Linked DNA regions of Mus musculus: region 1 is linked to region 2. Evidence: chromatin loops called from intact Hi-C (ENCODE). Cell type or tissue: heart. All regions are shown on one strand. Each heading gives the region's core, and the rest is flanking DNA. Links, peaks and the distances in the headings are about the cores only.

Evidence for each region. A loop is a pair of places that touch in the nucleus more often than their neighbours do. Peaks named below come from ENCODE experiments on the same cell type or tissue, not always from the same donor. Only the 100,000 strongest peaks of a DNase experiment are listed, where the experiment ranks them.
Region 1: it touches region 2 in a loop (2.8-fold over the local background); 1 of 42 quality-filtered maps calls a loop at or near these places.

Annotation. Positions count from the first base shown.
Region 1 is chr4:129,176,959-129,181,958 of GRCm38, reverse strand. S100pbp (S100P binding protein) reads left to right here. Exons shown (of 7, transcript NM_001379590.1): 3 at 1-217; 4 at 1,688-1,770; 5 at 3,627-3,718. Among named protein-coding and RNA genes, the nearest start is that of S100pbp, 10 kb to the left of the region's middle. In heart, for the core only: a CTCF peak has its summit at 2,201 (motif pointing right); no DNase peak of the experiment used is centred there.
Region 2 is chr4:128,806,952-128,815,406 of GRCm38, reverse strand. No RefSeq gene overlaps it. Among named protein-coding and RNA genes, the nearest start is that of Zfp362, 5.1 kb to the right of the region's middle. In heart, for the core only: a CTCF peak has its summit at 3,742; a DNase peak (open chromatin) is centred at 3,816; H3K4me3 peaks cover 1,522 bases; H3K27ac peaks cover 1,242 bases.

The DNA.
Region 1 (5,000 bases), core at 1-5,000, 370 kb before region 2:
CAATACCTCTGCTTGGGATGGGCCCCTGCTTTCTTCTCCTTCAAACAATAACATCGAACAAACTGCCTCTGATAAAAATATACCTGAAAGTAAGAAACCTACCCCTGTGTTCTCTCAGATCTCCAACCATTCAGAGGTCCCCAACAGGAAAAACAGTGGCTCACATAAATCAGGTTGTGAAGTGAGAATTCCAGTTGTGTCCAGTTCATCAAACAGAGTAAGTACATTTTTTCAAGACATAGTAGAAAGGAAGTTATTTTCATTCAGAAAGAATTCCTATGTACTTAACTTCCATATATAAAATGCATAAAACTGGTTGGAGAGATGGCTCAGTGGTTAAGAGCACTGACTGCTCTTCCAGAGGTCCTGAATTCAATTCCCAGCAACCCCATGGCGGCTTACAACCATCTGTAATGGGATCCAGTGTGTCTAAACACAGCTACAGTGTACTCATATACATAAAATAAATAAATAAATCTCTTTTAAAAAGTAAACATATAAAAACCCCCTGTGGCCATCATATATTCCACAATGATAATTTTGTTTGCGGTTAGCAGAATTTGTGTTCAAATGAATTAGGGTTTGAATCCTGATTGACACCATTACTTTCGTTTTTCAACCTTTGATGCTTCTTCAAACTTCTTTTTCTTTTATCTTTTGATTTGTGGTTTGTTTTTTTTTTTCTTTCTTTCCTAGATAGAGTTTTTCTGTTTAGTCCCTGCTGTCCTGGAACTCACTCTGTAGACCAGGCTGGCCTCAAACTCAGAGAAACTTACCTCTGCCTCCTGAGTGCTGGTATTAAAGTGTCACCACCACACCCAGCAAACTTCTTTCTTTTTTTGATAATAAGGATTAAGCCTAGTGTATTGTACATGCTAATCATATACTGTACTGCTAAGCTGTACCCATCCACCTGATAATCTTTACTATAAATTGAGTAAATGTTACTGTATGTTACAGCAAGAATTAATGAAATATGTGTATAAAAATAGTGTCTGGTCCATGGCTGGCCTGGAATTCAGTCTGTAAGTCTGACTGGCCTAGATCTTTCAGCAGTCATGCCTCTGCTTCCTAAGTGCGGGGATTACAAACACGACTCACCATATCTAGCTCAGGCTTTTAAATTTTTCTATTAAATTGGTTTCTTTTAAATGCTAGAGATCCAAACCAGGGCCTCACACACATTAGGGGAGTGAGCTGTATCTCTAGACTCTATTTAGCTTCTGACTTTGATTCTCAATCTCCTAAATGAATATTGTATAAAATAATCTCATCTTCAGAAAAATTTTTTCCTTGTTTAAAGATTATAATTGTTATTTTAAATGCTACTATAGTGCGTTATACATAGTATTTAAAGATAATCATTTATTAAAAAGGAATATTTTCCCTAGGCAGTGTGGCGCATCCTTCTAGTCCCAGTATTTGGAAGGTAGAGGCAGGGGGATCTCTTTGCATTTGAGGCCAGCCTGGTCTACAGAGCGAGTTCTAGGATAGACAAGGCTATACACAGAAACCCTGTCTCAACTCCCCCCACCCCCCAAAATTTTATATTCTCATAGAGAGCTTTAATAGTTGAATGATAACAGCTGTAAATTATAAAAATATAACTAGTAATTCTCTGTCCTATTCCTGCCTTCTGCTCTGGAAAACAACAACAACAATCACAACAACAACAACAACAAATCAGCATGCCTTTGACAAGGATTCTGGGGAGGCGAAAGGTGAGAGAAGACTAGGCAAAGTCATTCCTGTTCTACAAACTAGAACCAGGTAATGTCCTGTGGAGCCGTCTGGTCCTTCCCTTCCTTCCCTGTACTATGTTGGGGTAGGGTATGAAATCCTGCAGGAGGACTAAGCAAACTTGAAAGTCTGAGTTGACCTGTTTGTGTTATCTCAAGCAAATCATTCTCTCCCTTGAGTTCTGGTGTCAGGAAAAATGAAGATAACAGTGCCTTCTCTACAGCCTCAAAAGGTTATTTGAAAGACATACAAGTAAAATACTGTATAAACACAAAACTTCCATGTATGAGGAGGCCTGATCACATACTTGATAGGAAGTAAGAATTTTAACAAAGAAAAGTCTAAAATTGTTTAGATAATTATTTAGTTTTCTCTCTTCTTGTACTACTGGGGACAAATACTAGTTAGGGTTGCAGTTTGAGGCCATCTTTTTAGTTTACTTTCTTGTTGCCAGGAGATGGCAGTATCTATACATGGGCATTTTAGTAGCGTGTACTAGAAAAGCTACTTTATATGTTGAATCAGATTGATTTAATTACAATAAAGTTAAAAAAAAGACTTCTATTATACACTTAAGGTATATTTTTACTTAAACATTTTTAAAAAATGACAAGGTTATTAACTAAATTTTAGTTTTGTGGGTTCTGTTTTATTTCTTTTTCTACATAATTGAGGAAAGCTTTGTCAATTTTTTCCTTTTTTTGATAGTTTTATTTTTTATTTATTTTTTTTTTAATTTATTTATTATATGTAAGTACATTGTAGCTGTCTTCAGACACTCCAGAAGAGGGAGTCAGATCTCTTTTTTTTTTTTTTTTAAAGATAGTTTTTTTGTTTGTTTGTTTGTTTGTTTAAGATTTATTTATTTTTATTATATATAAGTACACTGTAGCTGTCTTCAGACACTCCAGAAGAGGGAGTCAGATCTCATTACGGATGGTTGTGAGCCACCATGTGGTTGCTGGGATTTGAACTTCGGACCTTCGGAAGAGCAGTCGGGTGCTCTTACCCACTGAGCCATCTCACCAGCCCCCGAGTCAGATCTCTTTACGGATGGTTGTGAGCCACCATGTGGTTGCTGGGATTTGAACTCTGAACCTTCAGAAGAGCAGTCGGGTGCTCTTACCCACTGAGCCATCTCACCAGCCCTTATTTTTGTTTTACATGTATGGGTATTTTACCTATATTTATATTTGTGTGCCATGTGTCCACAGAAGCCAGAAGAGGGAGTCAGGTCCTCTGGGGCTGGAATTGCAGTTGTGAGCTGCTATGTGGTAATGGTTCTGTAGAAGAGCAACCAGCACTGTTAACTGCTGATCTCTCTCTCCAGCCTCACTTTGAATTCCTTAGAGTGAAATTACACCAAAACCCACAAATCAGGCTGTTTGGAACACTAATAAATGACAATGTTAATATTTTCATCCACTGACTTTCCATACAGAACTATCATTATGAGCAAGGACTAAGAAATTGTTCTTGCCAAGGTCATGCATGACTGTCCTAAATTGCTAGATTTAGCTGGGAGGTCGTCCCCCCCCCCCCCCCCCCCCAGTTTTCAGCTTAATCACCTTTTTCTGTGTGGCTCAACCAAGTTCGCTAAACTTGAATTATTCAACAAATGTTTTCTCTCTTTAGGAGCGACTTCATTTTTACCTTCTGCTATTCTTTGTTAGTAGAGGTTTTATTCTTTTTCTTCCTTTACTTCTAAACTCTATACTTGATTTCAGTTTTGTACTGTAATTGACATTATCTTTTCTCTCACTGATCTTAAAAGAGAATTTGCCTCTGAAAGTAGGATGTTTTGCCTGTTTTGAATATGTGACTTTTCTACAAAGCACTATAGTCATGGTTCTAATGGGTGTTTTTCCTGGTTTGCTTTATTCAAGGATGTTTTCACAATCAGAGCTAGAAAAACAGAAGGACATTTATCTCAGCAAAGTCATTGCTCATATAGAAGATCCAGGGGACTCTAACCAAGGTAACATGGCAACCAAAGAATGGCTTATAAAACATGGGTTTAGGCATTTTCTTTCCATGATAATGAGCTTAAACTGGGATGTTTTGAATTTTCTTAAACTGATGAAGAAGAAAACTTCCTTATCCAAAGATTTATTTCGAAGGGTTCTTTAAGCAGATAATTATGCAAAATGGTTTGGACAACATACATTAGAGAAAGGGTTCGGGCTAGTGACTCTCTCCCCTGTAGTTGAGGGTTGTGAACTGAGCTGGGGATGATGATGTTGTTGTTGTTTTGACTGTTATGTAGTAGAAGTGGATGAAGTGAAGTTCCTTACTAATCACTGTTTCCGGTCTTTTAAAATGTGGCTTTTTTCCTGTTGCCTTTTGCTTTTAAATATAAAAAGCAAGCATTTCAAACTTTACCCTGCATCTTGGCTTCTCACTACAAGCTCTTGAAAGCCTAAACTATGTTCTAGATCCTTCAAACGTATCTTCCTGTACTTCAGAGAAGCTATTGCAAGCCGAAGTGGAGATTATACTGTTTTCTTCAGTTTGAACCAGTGGCTGATGGGAAATTTCTAAAGAGAAAAGAGCAGAATTAATGACATGGAATGTTGGGAGGTTTTATACTGATAAAAGATTTTCTTCCCATAGAGGGCATGCTGTATTCTGTTTAGTTTAGTTTCTGTCCTTATTCAGCAAACTTTGTAGAGTACTTTTAGAAGTGTTAAGTTTGAAAATTAGCAACTGGAGACATAAGCAGTGGTTCTTGGCCTGCAGTGGGAATTCATGGTCTAGAGAAGATCATTATACTAAAATGTCGATTAGTTTTCTAAGGAAACACTTAGATTAATGAGGAAAGAACTCTTCAGTGTGTATGTGAGAAGAGTAGCGATAATTGAGAAAGATGTCCTAGAAGGTCCGTAGAACAGGTCCTGAGTGTAGGTACTTGGGGCTGTTCTAAGGAAGGGTGTGGGGAAGTTGTTCTGCACTGAAGCCTCCTTTCTCTTGAAAAGCCCTGGGTTAGTAGTTTCTAACTTTAAAGGTCTAGAATGCTAATACCAATCTGAAATTAAAAAAAAATAAGTTGCTTTAGTTTTTGCTCGAGATTTTATTAAACAATCAGATATCACTGGTGTTCATTTCTTAGCCCCCTGCTTGTGAGGAGGTCTGTTTGTTTGAACTATTAGGTCTGCTGGAAGTAAACATGTTTTCCCACCCATATCATTGGAGGGTGGACTACTTATTTATTTTTAGTTTTTCGAAACAGGGTTTCTCTGTGTAGACTTGGCTGTCCTGGA
Region 2 (8,455 bases), core at 1,856-6,855:
GTGAGTGGTAATTAGACGAGAAAGTAATTGCTTGCCCTTTCATTAGCGGCACTTGCACCCATCTCTCATAGCCTCAGGCCAGGAAGAAAAGGGAACTGGTGGAGCTCTGCAGGGAGGGTCCCGCCCAGCCCTGGAGAAGGGCCATGAAGGTTACTGCCAGGCGCATCACCTTCCAAAGGTGGTTTATGGGTCACTCCACCTTCTTACAGCCCGGAGCTCCTCCGCCCGGAGCTCCTCCAACTCTCTTAGGAATAAGGATTCCTGGGCATGTACTTGGCATAGGTCTAGGTACCCACTCTTCTCTGGACAAATTCTTCCACCAAAAGCCCAATAGATGCCTTGTTTACAGCTAATGCTTGGCGTTTGGTGGTGTGTTCTAATCCTGACACCCTGCCCTGTTGAAGAGAGATTACCATACCCATTTACATACTAGAATCTCAGGGCTGAATCTCAGAGCCCTGGTATTCTCACCAGAGATGGAGCTTGGTCCTTATTCTGTTGGCCAATTCTCACATGAAGAGCTTGAAGCCCAGATGCACCAAATAACATGCCCCGACAAGCTCAGGGATTTAACAGTATCAGGAGCTAGTGTCCAGTGTCCTGCCCTGTCTGGATGAGGCTCTGGCCTGTTGCTGGCCCTGCTCTGTTGGTCTGCCCCCCCCCCCCCCCCCCCGCCACTCATCTTAATCCCTGATCCCAGTCTTCCTGATGTCAGAGACAGGAGGATAGCTAAAAGGAGGCCTTTACCGCTGGGCAAGTGAGAACCAAGCTGAATTACAGAGCTGGAGTTACAGACTTCTGGTGGCCTCTGGACTGTCATATAAGCCCAATCAGGACATTCCTTCCTCCTGTTCAAACCCCGGTTCCTCAGCCTTCCGGATTTGGATAATATTTAACCAGAATTTCCTCCATACCTTGGTAGAAATCCAATAATGTGCTCAAGAGATTTTCAGTTCCCAGTGATTTACAAAATCCCGATCACTTCTCCATCCTGCTTTCTGATCTCAGCACATCTCTACTTGTCTTTACTCCCCACTCAGTCTTCCCACCCCACTCCCAAGCGCCAAGCCAGGATATTTGGTGCCACCTGACTGACCACAGTGTGTGTGGGGTCCATTTTGCTAAGTACTTAAGGAGACAGAAGATGTTTACATCACTTCAAGGCAAGGGCAGCAAGCAGAGCAAGAGATCTCCTGTCTCATACAGGGCAGTGAGCTACCTCTCTCGTCAGGGTCTCCCCTCTCCCCAGTCATTGCACCCATCAAGTAAATATTGGATTACAGATTTCAGCTCATCCATTCAGAGCACCTTTCACCTTCAAAATTTTGATACCCATTACATTCTTATGAAATGAACGAGCACAGAAGTATTGAGTTTGCAATCTGATATCAGAGTCAACTATTAGGAATCTGAAGACAGAATCATAGCTGGAATCGTTGTGTAAAAAGAAGAGAGTCTCATGAAGCTACGAGAGCAACCTCAAGGTTGTATAAGGCTGTCCTTAGAATTAAGCTACGGGCCCTGACAACAGGGTGAAGAAGGGTTTCCCTAGGTGAACAGACTGTGGGTGTGGTTAGGTGGAGCATCTATTCTGAGCAGAGGAGGACTGTGTGTGCAAAGCCTTGCGGGAAAATGAAATAATGAGTGGCTGGAGACAGACGCCAAGGTGGGAATGGTGGTAGTTAAGGACAGAGATCAGTAAGGGCCAACGTTAGATTGGGGGCCCAAATTCGCCATGTAAATCAGCGCAGAGCTTTTCTTCTTCAGTTCACATACAACTGTGGATTATCCCAAACTCTGAAGATATGTCTGCTTAATAATGATCTGAGGGGGTGGAGGGGTGGGTGATGGCTCAGTGGGGAAAGTGCTTGCCACGTGTGATGGGTATCTTTAATTGCCAACTCAACACAAGCTAGAATCCCTGGGAAGAGGTTCTCAGGGAGTGGTGGGCCACATTGAGATGGCCCATGGGCATGTCTGTGGGGTTCTCTTGATTGTCATAATCGATGAGGAAAGAGCTGCTCCAAATGTGGGTGGTAGTTTCATCTAACTGTCTCTGCCGAAGTTGGTTCCTTCGCTGATATGAGAACAGGCTTCTTCAGGCTTCCAAAGGTGAACGGAGGACCAGCAGCTCTCCAGGAATCTTCTAGGCTGCCGGTGCCAGACTGGAACTGTTGAAGCAGCCAGTCCTGTAGTCCGAGCAACTACTGAGCTGTCTGCCTTTCCAGTGCGAGACAGCTATATTGTTGGACTACCTAACTATATTATGTGAGCCAATCTAATAAATTCTCTCCCAATATTTACCCTGTAGGTTCTGTTCCTCTAGAGAACTCCAACTAATGTACCATGCAAGTGGAAGGACTTGAAGTGAAATCCTTAGAGCCCACAGAAAGCTACACAGACAGCGTCTGTAATCCAATGTTTCTATAAGACAGGAGGTGGGAGGCAGGAGAGTTCCTGTAAGCATGCAGGATGGCAAGTCTGGCATAGAGAGGTAGAAGGTGAGGACCTACATCTGAGATTAACCTCTGACCTCCACGTGTGCTGCGGCACCCATACCCACTCCCACACACACCCCACACGAGACATTTTTTTTTAAATAGTGAACTAACTACTCAGGCTCCCTCGAGAATGTGGGCTACCAGGGAAGCCTCTTGCTTCCCCCACGCCTGTCCTGCACTGAATTAGAGTGTCTCCACTTCCGCCAATACCACGTGGTCCAAGCTGGATTCATCCTTTGTGAAGAAGACTTTGAAAGTCTCCCCATTTGGTACCCCTACTTCCCCGCTTTGTCCCATTCCGGTCTGTTTGTTCCCGTGACTATATGACCACTTCTGATAGAACTTGGACCAGAAGTCATGCCTGTGATCTTTCCTAGGGAGAGGTGAACGACGAAACCTCCATTCATCCAGATCGGGCACCAATAACCGGCCAAAGAATCCATCCTACTGAAGTGACTCGAGTCTGGCAAACAAAGAACTGATGGGGCTAACTTACAGGAATGTGGGTGAAGGGCTCATAGGTGAGCCCCAAACAGTCACATCACTGAAAAGCCCTTCTCCACCATGGGTGATGCTCTTAATAAATAAATTAAAAAGGGGGGGCTTTATTGGACTGCCCATCCCAATTAACCACCACCCTTTAGCAACTCTAAACAGCACCTCCCAAGGCCAAATGCAGCTAAGGCAGGATTACATGCCTCTTGGAGGGGTCAGGAGCAGGTGGGTCTCAATCTCAGCTGAGGCTCCAGTGAACTTCCCTACCCACTTCTATTTGAAAAGTCTTTGGGTCGCATGTGTGTGATCACAGCTTCTGTGGTTTCAAGCCAGCAACACCATGCCATACTCAGAAGACAGAAGGCCATAATAGAACTGCTACGTTGCCTTATTTCTATAAAACCGAAACCCTAAATCCTCTCCTCCCTGGGCCCACACGAAGCATCCATCCCTCTGAATCATGTCACGGTTGCCTCGTTTGGTTGCAGGTCTGTTATCCCTTCCGTGTGGCAAGCTCTTCTTTGCTCTGGGCCTCTACATGCCAGTCTCTCTCCTAGAATCGCCCTCTTCCTGGTTTCAGCTTAAATCCCTTTTCCTCTGGAGAGTTCACCACGATCTCTTCTGTCTCCCGGCACTTCAGATCTCTCCTCTGTAGTGCTCATGAGCCCTAAATAAATAATCAGTAAAGGAATTCTTTGCTGAGCCCTGTCTCTGAGAGCAGACTTTTGGAGAGTTCACTCACATCACGAATAGCCACCGCGCTTCCTCACCGGGAACTCCATCTCCCAGCTTCTATTGCGGTTGGACAGGCCATGTGACTAGTCTTGGCCAATGGATGGTGAGGAATGATATGAGTCACTTCCAGGCAAGAGCAGTAGAAAACCCATGCTCTGGCCATTCAGACAATCTTAAGTTCCAGTAGGTACTGTTCAAAGATGTCTGTGACTAGCCAGTCTAAGGTCCTCGATGACTAGAGCAGGGGACCCATGTGGGCAGGTGGTACAAGCCGGCAGCATTCTCCTTCTGTGTTCTATACCTGAGGTTTGGAGCTCTTAATTCCCATAGTACAGTTTGGGTAGTACTGTGCTCCGTCTGACTGGGGACCAGGGTTTGTCCTCTGCTGCCTCTCCAGAACCTCGGGCCCTGAATGAGGCCCCTGAGTTGGCACTTGGGGAATGTGTGCTGAATTATTAAAAATATAAGTCATGGTTCCTTCCTCAATTAAATTACCCTAGCCTGGCATGAGGGTATGTGCGTTTAATCCCAGGACTCAGGAGACAGAGGCAGGCAGGTTTCTGCAAGTTTGAGAGCAGTCTGATCTACATAGAGAGTTCCAGGTTAGCCAGGTTACACAGTGCGATCCTGATAATTTTTTTTTCTTAAACACATATTTATGGAACAAATACATCTACAGAGCAGGTAGGATTTAGTCAGGAGCTGCACTGTCCACATTAGAGACACGGGAGGGGGAGAGGATCAGCCTCAGCCACAGAGAGCTTCCTAAGGGAGGGTAAAAGTTGCGGAATCGGAGAGGATGTGCATCGTCTGTAAGTTGCAGGCAGTTGTGAGCCTCCCATGGTGGGTCCTCTTAACCATTGAGCTCTCTGTCCAGCGCCTTCACCTCTCCTCATAGCTTTTAAATGGCTAGGCTAAAATCTGAAGGGTGAGTTGAAGCTGGCCATGGAAGTTGAGCCTGGGTGAAGGGAACCACATACGAAAAGGGATATGGCGAGGGTGGGATGGCCACTCATGCTGGCTGAAACCGCTTTGTGGGTGGTCAGAGAGGAGTCCCGCAAGGTAGGGAGGAGCCGGGCGCACACAAATCCCCTCAAAAGGCCCCAGCTCCGCACTCAGTGCCTTCAGTGTCCTTAGACTTTGGCCCTAAAGCCTTTTCTAGGGCTCTTCTGAGTGCCAGTGATGACCTCACAGTTACATTTGGGGACCATAGGATATTCAGGGCAGTGATAAGCTGAACCTTTCAATAATGCCATAATTAGCACACTCAGGGTGTTTTCTTTTTAGGCTTACTGTGTGTGTGTGTGTGTGTGTGTGTGTGTGTGTGTGTGTATGTATTATGTGTGTGTATATTGTGTGTGTGTGAATATGGATGTATGTGTATGTATGTATTCAGGGTCTCACTGTGTAGCTCTGGTTGGCCTGTAGATCAGGTTAGCTCCAAATTCACAGAGATCCTCCTATTTCTTTCCCTGAGATATGCAACACAACACCCAGTTAGAATTTATTTTTAAGGGCTATTTTAATATTTACCAAAACTTGGAGTATATAGTAGAGGGTTCCCCTTATATACTCCCACCATTCTTCCCTCATTATCAATATATTATGACTAAGTGATACAGTTTTCCACAATTATTGGCAGATAGTTTTACTGACATAACTAATTTGACTCTATAGTTTGATTAGAGATTCTTGGTTTTGCTTTAACACCTATTTTTCTGCTCCAATACCTCACCTAGGGCAATCACATTACACTTAGTCATCCTGTCTCCTCAGGCTCTGCCAGCCTGTGACTTTCAGACTTCCCTGTTTTGGGTTTTGTTTTGTTTTGTTTTTTAATGATCTTGACAGTTCTGAGAAATTAGGTATTTTGTTTCAGCACTAGTGGAGTGTGCCTGATATCTTTTTCCTTGTGAGAAAGAGTACCACCGAGGAAATGTGCCATTAAAATAAAATCATGTGGGACTGGAGCGATGGTTCAGCGGTTAAGAGCACTGACTGTTCTTTCAAAGGATCAACTCCCAGAACCTCCATAGCAGCTCAGAACTGTCTGTAACTCCAGTTCCAGGGGATCTGATGCACTCACACAAATACTAAACCAGACAAAGCACCAATGCACAGCAAATAAAAAACAATAAAAATAAAGAAAAATACCGTGAGAGAGAGAGAGAGAAAGAGACAGAGAGAGAGAGAGAGAGAGAGAGAGAGAGAGAGACTATGCACATTTGCAGGGTTTTACTGCTGTGAACAGACACCATGACCAAAGCAAGTCTTATAAAGGACATTTAATTGGGGCTGGCGTATAGATTTAGAAGCTCAGTCCATGATCATCAAGGTGGAAGCATGGCAGCATCCAGGCAGACATGGTGCAGGCAGAGCTGAGGGCTCTACATCTTCACCTGAAGGCTGCTAGTGGAAGACTGACTTCCAGGCAGCTAGGATGAGGGTCTTAAGCCCACACCCACAGTGACACACCTACTCTAACAAGGCCACACTTCCTAATAGTGCCACTCCCTGACCCAAGCATGTACAAACCATCACATTCCACTCCCTGGCCCCATAGGCTTGTTCAAACACATGAGTCTATGGGGGCCATACCTAAACATTGCATAATGCAAAATACATTTAGTCCACTTTCCAAAGTCCCCATAGTCTATAGCAGTTTCAACAATGTTAAAAGTCCAAAGTTCAAAGTCTCTTCTGAGATCCATCCAATCACTTAACTGTAATCCCCAAAGCAAGACAGGAAACCAGCTGGGCAAACTCCAAATTCTGCACGCCCATGGCTGAGGTCAAAATGGTCTTCAGCTCTCCAACTCCTTTTTCATCTTTGTTGACTGCAACAAACTTCTTTTCCTGGGCTGGCTACACTCTCTGTTAGCAGCATTCCTCATCAGATATCCTATGACTCTGGCATCTCAGATAGCTTGGGTTCTCCAAGGCAACTTCAGCTTCACAGCTTCTTGTTTCAATGTCTGGGATCCACACATGATCTTCTGGGCTCCACCAAAGAGCTAGGGTCATTTTTCCAGCTCTGCACTCTGTAGCACTCTAAGCTCAGGTTGATCCATTCCACTGCCTTTGCTGTTCTTGGTGATCATACCACGGTACTGGCATCTCCAATACACTGGGGTCTTCTGCTGCAGCTAGGCTTCATCAATACCCTCTCATAGGCTTTCTTCATGGTGCCAAGTCTCAAATCCTTTACATGAGCCCTTCAGTCCTGGGCCATCAATTGCAACTGAGGTTGCACCTTCACCAGAGTTTCTCTGGCTTCTGCCCTGCCCAGGCATCTTTTGAGTCCTAACATGTGCGTTCATGCTCCACCCCCACCCCCACCCCCAGCATGTTGGGCGAGACTGGCCAGTGGTGACCCCTCACTGGACTGGAGGGGCCTCGGGATCCCACCTCGCTGGGGGGCCTTCACCTTCATTGCACCATGGAGGCTTTTGGATGAGACCCTGACTGGCAAGAAGGGAGTGTCTGATCTCCTGGAGGTGGAGTTACAGGCAATGATGGGCTCTTTAACATGGATGCTGGAATCTAAACTGTAGAACCATGAATGCTGACCAAGCCCTCCAGCTCTCCAGCCCCTAAAGGTTTTTTTTTTTTTTTTTGTTAAGAATGTTTATTGTTTTTAATTATGCTAGGGGAGGGGGTCTGTGCATATATGAGAGAAGGTTCTGCAGGAGTCCAGAAGAGGGCATCGGATCCCCCGGAGCTAAAGTTACAGGCTGTTGTGAGCCACAGGACTTGGGTGGTAGAAACCAAACTCAGGTCCTCAGGCCCAGTGCATTCTAACTGCAGAGTCATGCCTCCAGCCCCGGAAGGTTTGCTTTTCATCTCGTCAAATGTGCACACCGTCAGCATGATTCATGGCTGCTGATGTGCCCTTCATTTGTTTTCTTCTTCCTTTTCTGACTGTGCATTTGGAAGGAAGTCACTCTAAAACCCATGCCCCACATCCCACACCTCGATTCTTGATTCTTCTACACGGGTGATTTCTCGCTTCATTCCCATTGCTGGCCAGTGTTTTTCCTCACAGAACCTTCTCAACTCTGGGCTAGTCTTTTTGTTTTCAGAACAAAGGTGTTCCTCTCTTCTCCAGGCTCATCCCAGAGCCATGTTCTGAAAACAGCCCCTATCTCTCTAGGAGAGTAGCCTTCTCTGTGTTGTCAATACCATATCATTCCAGTTAATTTTTGCCGCTTGCTTATTGTGCCTCTGCCCTATGCCCGGAATTGTGTGCTTGATGCTTTGAGAAGGAACCAACGACCTCCGTGGGTCCCACCCTCCAGCTTCCCCAATGTGTGACATCCTGTGCTAAACTGGAATCCTCACGAGGACAGCGACTTTGTCCACACTTTTTAGAACTGTGTTCCCAGCCAACTAGCGCACGTGCCTATGAACTTATACTTCCCAGAAAGCAGGATGGTTTTTTGTGTCCTTCCTTCTCTGGGATGCTTAGGACGGCAGAGGCAGCCCTGATCCTCTAGGCCTGCAGGTGGACAGCAGAGTGTGCCACAGAAATCTAAGCGGGTTCGGAATCGGGAATGCCTGCCTCCTCAGGTAGAAGTGAAGTTTAGAAGTTGACACAGCCCGCGAGGCCGAATCAAGAGGACTTGGTGACTGATTGGCTGGGGAGGGTGAGGCGGGAGGAGGAGTCGCGCAGATGGCTCTGAGGTCTGGAGCTGGGGGGACAGGCGGTGCCACCTCTGATAGAC